Regions from separate parts of the Homo sapiens genome. Here region 1 is linked to region 2. A link is a contact called in ENCODE POLR2A ChIA-PET data. All regions are on one chromosome and are shown on one strand. Each heading gives the region's core, a stretch centred on a gene start or an enhancer-like site at or near the end of the contact. The rest is flanking DNA. Distances are from core to core; before and after follow the strand shown.

Evidence for each region. ChIA-PET counts read pairs that join two places held with the same protein, here RNA polymerase II (POLR2A).
Region 1: POLR2A ChIA-PET joins it to region 2 with 11 read pairs in K562. The contact joins the enhancer-like site here to the promoter of EXOC6 in region 2. POLR2A ChIA-PET finds 5 or more read pairs at or near these places in 2 of 52 experiments (K562 and OCI-LY7).

The regions. Positions count from the first base shown.
Region 1 is chr10:95,405,791-95,408,519 of GRCh38, forward strand. It overlaps SORBS1 (sorbin and SH3 domain containing 1), which reads right to left. Exons shown (of 33, transcript NM_001034954.3): 11 at 328-357. Among named protein-coding and RNA genes, the nearest start is that of PDLIM1, 120 kb to the left of the region's middle. Within about 2 kb of position 1,326, at least 20 of the 41 ENCODE cell types and tissues checked have a DNase peak (open chromatin) inside an H3K27ac peak, as active enhancers do.
Region 2 is chr10:92,847,093-92,849,792 of GRCh38, forward strand. EXOC6 (exocyst complex component 6) reads left to right here and starts at 1,428. Exons shown (of 22, transcript NM_019053.6): 1 at 1,428-1,542. The coding sequence starts at 1,442. RefSeq lists silencers at 1,245-1,394, 1,535-1,874.

The DNA of each region.
Region 1 (2,729 bases), core at 76-2,575, 2.6 Mb after region 2:
GGCCTGCCATGAACACTGCATCTAAAGCTGGACTCCTGGTTCTTTTTAACCCAGAACATCCTGTTCTTATCCATCAAGGCCCTTATCACAGTTCCATGGGACATGTTTACTAGTGTGGCTCACTGGTCTGGTCTGTCCACCACCCTGCAAGCTCCAGGGAGGCAGGAACTATGCCTATTTTCATCATCTTGGTAGTCCAGCAACAAAGAGTCTCCCCAAGACATCAGAGGATCTTGGAAGATATTGCTGATTGAATATCGGGCGGTGACCGGAAGACGGTTTCAACAGGAACAGGGATTAACACATAAATAAATATTTCTCACCTACCTGAAAGGCTACTGAGTCGTTTTTGCTGTTCTGTGATAAAAGAACACACAGTGTAAGTAAGATTTATACAGCACATAGTAAGACCAAGAAGCCCTGGCATAACTCGTTAGGATCTCAACCCTGAGTCCTCACTGTCCTCTGGACTTAGATGGTACAATGTGCATGCAGCCAGCTGACTGCAGGGGTATTAGCGTGGCTCCCATTATGCCAGTGTGGTGTCTCCCAGCCTGCCCCGCTTCCAGATCTACACCAGGATTCAGGGGACTGCCACAATTTTCTAGCTGTTTACATCTTATCTCAAGATGATTCCATCATAGAAGGGAATCCATCCAACCCTCCAGCTTCAAGTGAGCAAGGCCTTATATGACCCCAGTCTTGGTACCTTTTGAGGGAAATGTAATTATAATCACAACCATGACAGTGACCGTCTCCTGAGAGCTTGCTAAATGCCAGGCGCTGTTTTAGCGCTTTTGCAAATAACACTTGTAAACTTTGCAACAACTCTAGTAGTTGGGTACGATTATTCTTTCCCATTGTACAGAGGAGGAAACGAAAGCCTGGCCTTAGTCACTATAGTAATCTGGCTTGTCCGGAGTACAAGAAAAATCCTTAAAAAATCAGCAATGGCCGAGAAACTTCAGATAAGGGGCACAAATCGCCCAAGATAACACTGAAAATCAGCTGGATCTAGAACCTGGATCCCTGACTCCTAGTCCAGAGTTCATTCCAATTCTAGTCATCAAGACCTTGCTGGTCCTTGGCATTGAAGGGTTATTGGTTTCTCACCATCCTGGGCACTCATGTGGAAGGGAAGCCACATCTCCTTTGTGGAGTCCTAATGTGTACGTGCTATGAGATGAGAGTACAAAAATGACCTTTACCTTCCACAGCCGCTAAATATAAAGCAGCCACATAGATAAAAATAGAACATTTGCCAACCCGTGGGTACTGTCATCATTCCCCTTGGCTGCGTTCCCACCCTCCTGCTACAATCAGTGTGAACCAGAAGTAAACAGCGAGCAGCTCAGGAGCTCACAGCCTGGGAAGCGGTGCCTGGCCACCTCTGCCACATGGATGAGGTTCGTACTGGCTGAACATGCAGAAGCCCAGTGCAGCTCTGGCCTCAGCTCTGCCAGCAACTTTCAGATGACAATGGCCAATTCACTAAACCTCTCGGCCTCAGTTTCCTTGTCTGTTATGTCAAAGGGCCCTATTGGTACTAAGGGGACCTACGGTTCCCACACACTACACTGAAGGCTGCTGAGCTCCAGCTGGCAGAAGTGAATGTATTCCACTTAAAAGATCATGTTGCCAACATGGCGAAACCCCATTTCTACTAAAAAATACAAAAATTAGCCAGGCGTGGTGGCACACGCCTATAATCCCAGCTACTCCAGAGGCTGAGGCATGAGAATTACTTGAACCTGGGAGGCAGAGGTTGCAGTGAGCCAAGATCGTGCCACTGAACTCCAGCCTGGGTGACATAGAAAGACCCTGCCTCAAAAAATAAATAAATAAATAAATGAAAAAGACCACGTTGGCCAGGCACGGTGGCTCATGCCTATAATCCCAGCACTTTGGGAGGCCGAGGCAGGCAGATCCCTTGAGCCCAGGGGATCAGGACTAGCCTAGGCAACATGGTAAAACCCCGTCTCTACAAAAAATATTTTAAAATTATCCAGGTGTGGTGGCACACGCCTGTGGTCCCAACTACTGGCATCGAGAGGCTGAGGTGGGAGAATCACCTGAGCCTGGGAGGTTGAGGATGAAGTGAGCCATGACTGCACCACTGCACTCTAGCCTCAACAACAGAGTGAGACCTTGTCTCAAAAAAAAAAAAAAAAAAAAAAAAAAAGACTATGTTGTCTCCAGTTTTGAGGTGTGAAATAGCCTTTCTTTCATAGGATGACATGCAACACAGGTAACAGTGGCCACTTTCTAGTGGTGTTATTTTAAAGCATTAGAATGAAAAACCCTAGGGTGATCCCTAGACTGCTTCATGTGTCCGTAAGTCTGGGAACCTCTGAGCTCTAGTTCTCAATGTGGTCGGTGGGCCAGTGGCACTGGTATGCCTAGCAAGCTTGCTGAAAATGTAGAATCTCGTCTCCTCCACCCCAAACCTCTTGAGGCTGAACCTGCAAGTTAACAAGACTCTCAGGATCCGACGCACATAGACTGAGAAGCCCTAAGCAAGGGGACCCACGCACCTCTTTTCATCCTGAGAGTTTTCTGATTCAAAGCCTCCCTCCCAGACAGATGGTAAGCGATTTGTCTTCATACCCATGTGGTGTGAAAACTCAGGAAAGAAGGGGAAAGGGCTGTGTTGTTCACAACCATCAGTACCAGGCCAGAGGCTCAGTGCCCCTCTGTTTCTAGTAGGGGTAAGCTGGCTTGGAGAGACA
Region 2 (2,700 bases), core at 178-2,677:
TGCTGACACCTTGATTTTTAGCCCAGTGAGACCTGTGACAGACTTCTAACGTACAGAACTGTAAGATAATATGTCTGAGTCATTTTAAGCTACTCAATTTGTGGTGATTTGTTAAAGCAACAATGGAAAACTCATACACCATGGGACAGCAATATGAGGCAGACACTGCCATTGTCATTTACAGTCATTTAACTGACATATAAAAGAACTAGGTTCTTGCCCAATGTCACACAGCTGTCAAGTGATATTAATCCAAGAATTAATGTCTTCGGACACTGGTCTTCAGAGCTCATGCTCTAACTATTGCACAATACCACCTCCCAGGATGTTTGTGGGGAGGAGGCTGGAGGTAGGTTTCAAGTAAAAGCTCACTAAGGGTGAGTGAGTTACACAGCTGGATAAAGAGCTTGGTTGACTCAAAGGGAAGCTTTTCAAAGCCCTGGATTAATGTAGAGCAGAAAGTAGTTGTTCCTCAGGCTAGGTTTCCATTCTGTTCCTGTTTAGTCTTCCTTCCTCCCTGCTTTGATCATGACAAACTGGTTTACTCAGTGTCCCACAAACATGTCATTAAGCACGACTTTTTTCTACACTGATACCTTTGTCCAAGCCTCCCTGCCTCTCTCTCCCACCTCCCTGCTGCTAACCCCCTTTCAAGAGCTCTCACCCCTTCTCAACCCAGCTACTCTGACCTGGGGGCACCTGAGTTCACGGACTTTGGTATGAATTACACATCGCCCTGGGCCTTTTTTTTTTTTTTTTTTTTTGGTATCTCTGCCATCAAGTGTCTTAACTTCTCATCATTTAATTTTTTATGTCGCTTATAATTTATTTCCAAGTTGACTGGCCGCTGTGGACTTCTTGCAGGCGGGGACATGAATCCACCTGGAGCGGTCTTCATGGTCAACTGGGATCTTTATTCGTTCCTAAAATAAATCTTACTATCACATGCAATTTTGCTTTTCGTGAGTGCATGTTTTCCTTTCTCTGACTCCCCACGACCCAGAGTACATCAGGCCCTTGTTAAATGTCCCCGTGGCTCTTATTACAGATTCAGGGTGATGATCTGAGTGTCCACCTTGCTGATTACTACGGTACCCCCGCGTGTGGCACAGGGTGTGGCACACACAGAAGACAAGGAGATATGTTAAAGCCCAAAGGCCAGGCACAAGACGCCCAGGAGGGACTAGTCGCGAGAGAGGGCAGGAGGCCAGCTGGGTACCCGGCCGCCGCCCGTAGCCCCAGCTCACAGCCCCCGCTCACTCCTGCAGGTGCGGGGGCGGGAACCGGGTCGCGCGCCTTCTGCCCGGCGTTCCGCGCGCCCCCGCGCCGCCGGCCCGAGCGCCCCGCCCCCGCCCCGCCCCTTCGCGCTCGCGCCACTTGGAGCTCGCCCCCGTCGTTCCCGCGGCGCCGCGCCTCGCTGGCTCCTCAGCTTCCAGCCAAAATGGCGGAGAACAGCGAGAGTCTGGGCACCGTCCCCGAGCACGAGCGGATCTTGCAGGAGATCGAGAGCACCGACACCGCCTGTGTGGGGCCCACCCTCCGGTAAAGATCTCATCCCACCGGGACTTCGGCCCCCCGCCCCACGCCGGCCGCTCCTCACGAGCCGGGCGGGGCGTCCGCCGCCGGCCGCGCGCGAAGCTCCCCGACAGGTGGTGCGCGCGGGGGCGGGCGGGGGCGCTCGCGGGTGGCGGAACTCTAGCCGGTACCCGGGCGGGACCGAGAAGGCGGCTGCACCTGTCGGCGCGGCCTGCCTCCACCGCTGTAGCTGTCACCCCGCAGCCGGTGGGTGTGGCTGCTGCAGGGTCTCTAACCCCGGGCCCCGCGCTGCGGCCCCGCGTTCTCCTCCTGGCTGCGGCCCCCGGGCCCGAGGACACTTCTGGGGCCTGCCCCCGTCTCGCTCGTGGTGGGGCTGAGGGCTGCTCGGCCGCGGGCATGCCAGGCTAGGGTCGACAGCAGGCACCCGGCGTGACGGAGGTGCCAGGTCGCGCGCGGGTGGAAAGCCTGGCGCGCCGGGCTGCCGCGGGCGTGGGAGAATTGAAATTGAGCGGGAGACGCCGGCCCGCTTTCCCCCTACTCCCCCGCGCGGCCGCAGTGGGCGAGAAGAGAGCGTGGGCTGGAGAAGAGAGCGTGGGCTGGAGGAGAGCAGCTGCTTGCTGCTTGGGAACACGCTAGGGTGACCCTGCGCTCGCGGGATCTAAGCTGCTTTGGAGGCAGAACAGCTTTTACTTATTTACAAACATTTCATTAAAATTGCATTAATTTTTCCGTTTAAATCGAGTTCCTCCCCATTCATTTTAAGAATAGTACTAGGTAATGCATATTCCATGCCAAACTGAGTACCTGCTGTTCCAATAGAATATTATTAGCCAGGCAACGTAATGAGCCATGGGTTAGGTTAGGCACTGTCTTCAAGAATAAGTTCCTTTTACATATAAGGTTTCATCTTTTGGAGTGATAATAATGATAAATGAAGTTATTATTCACTTAGGGAACTTGAGACTGATTATGCTTTATCATTAGTATTCTTCAGAATACACTTCCTAGAATAGAGCGCTGTACAGTTTGTGGACCTGTGAATATAGTGTAAATTGAAGCCAGTTCAAGTTATGTAAATACACCTTGCCCTTAAGAGTCAGGAGGCCTGGGTTCTTGTTTTGCCCTAATTCTGCCTCTGATGAAATGTGCAGTCATGGAAAAAAA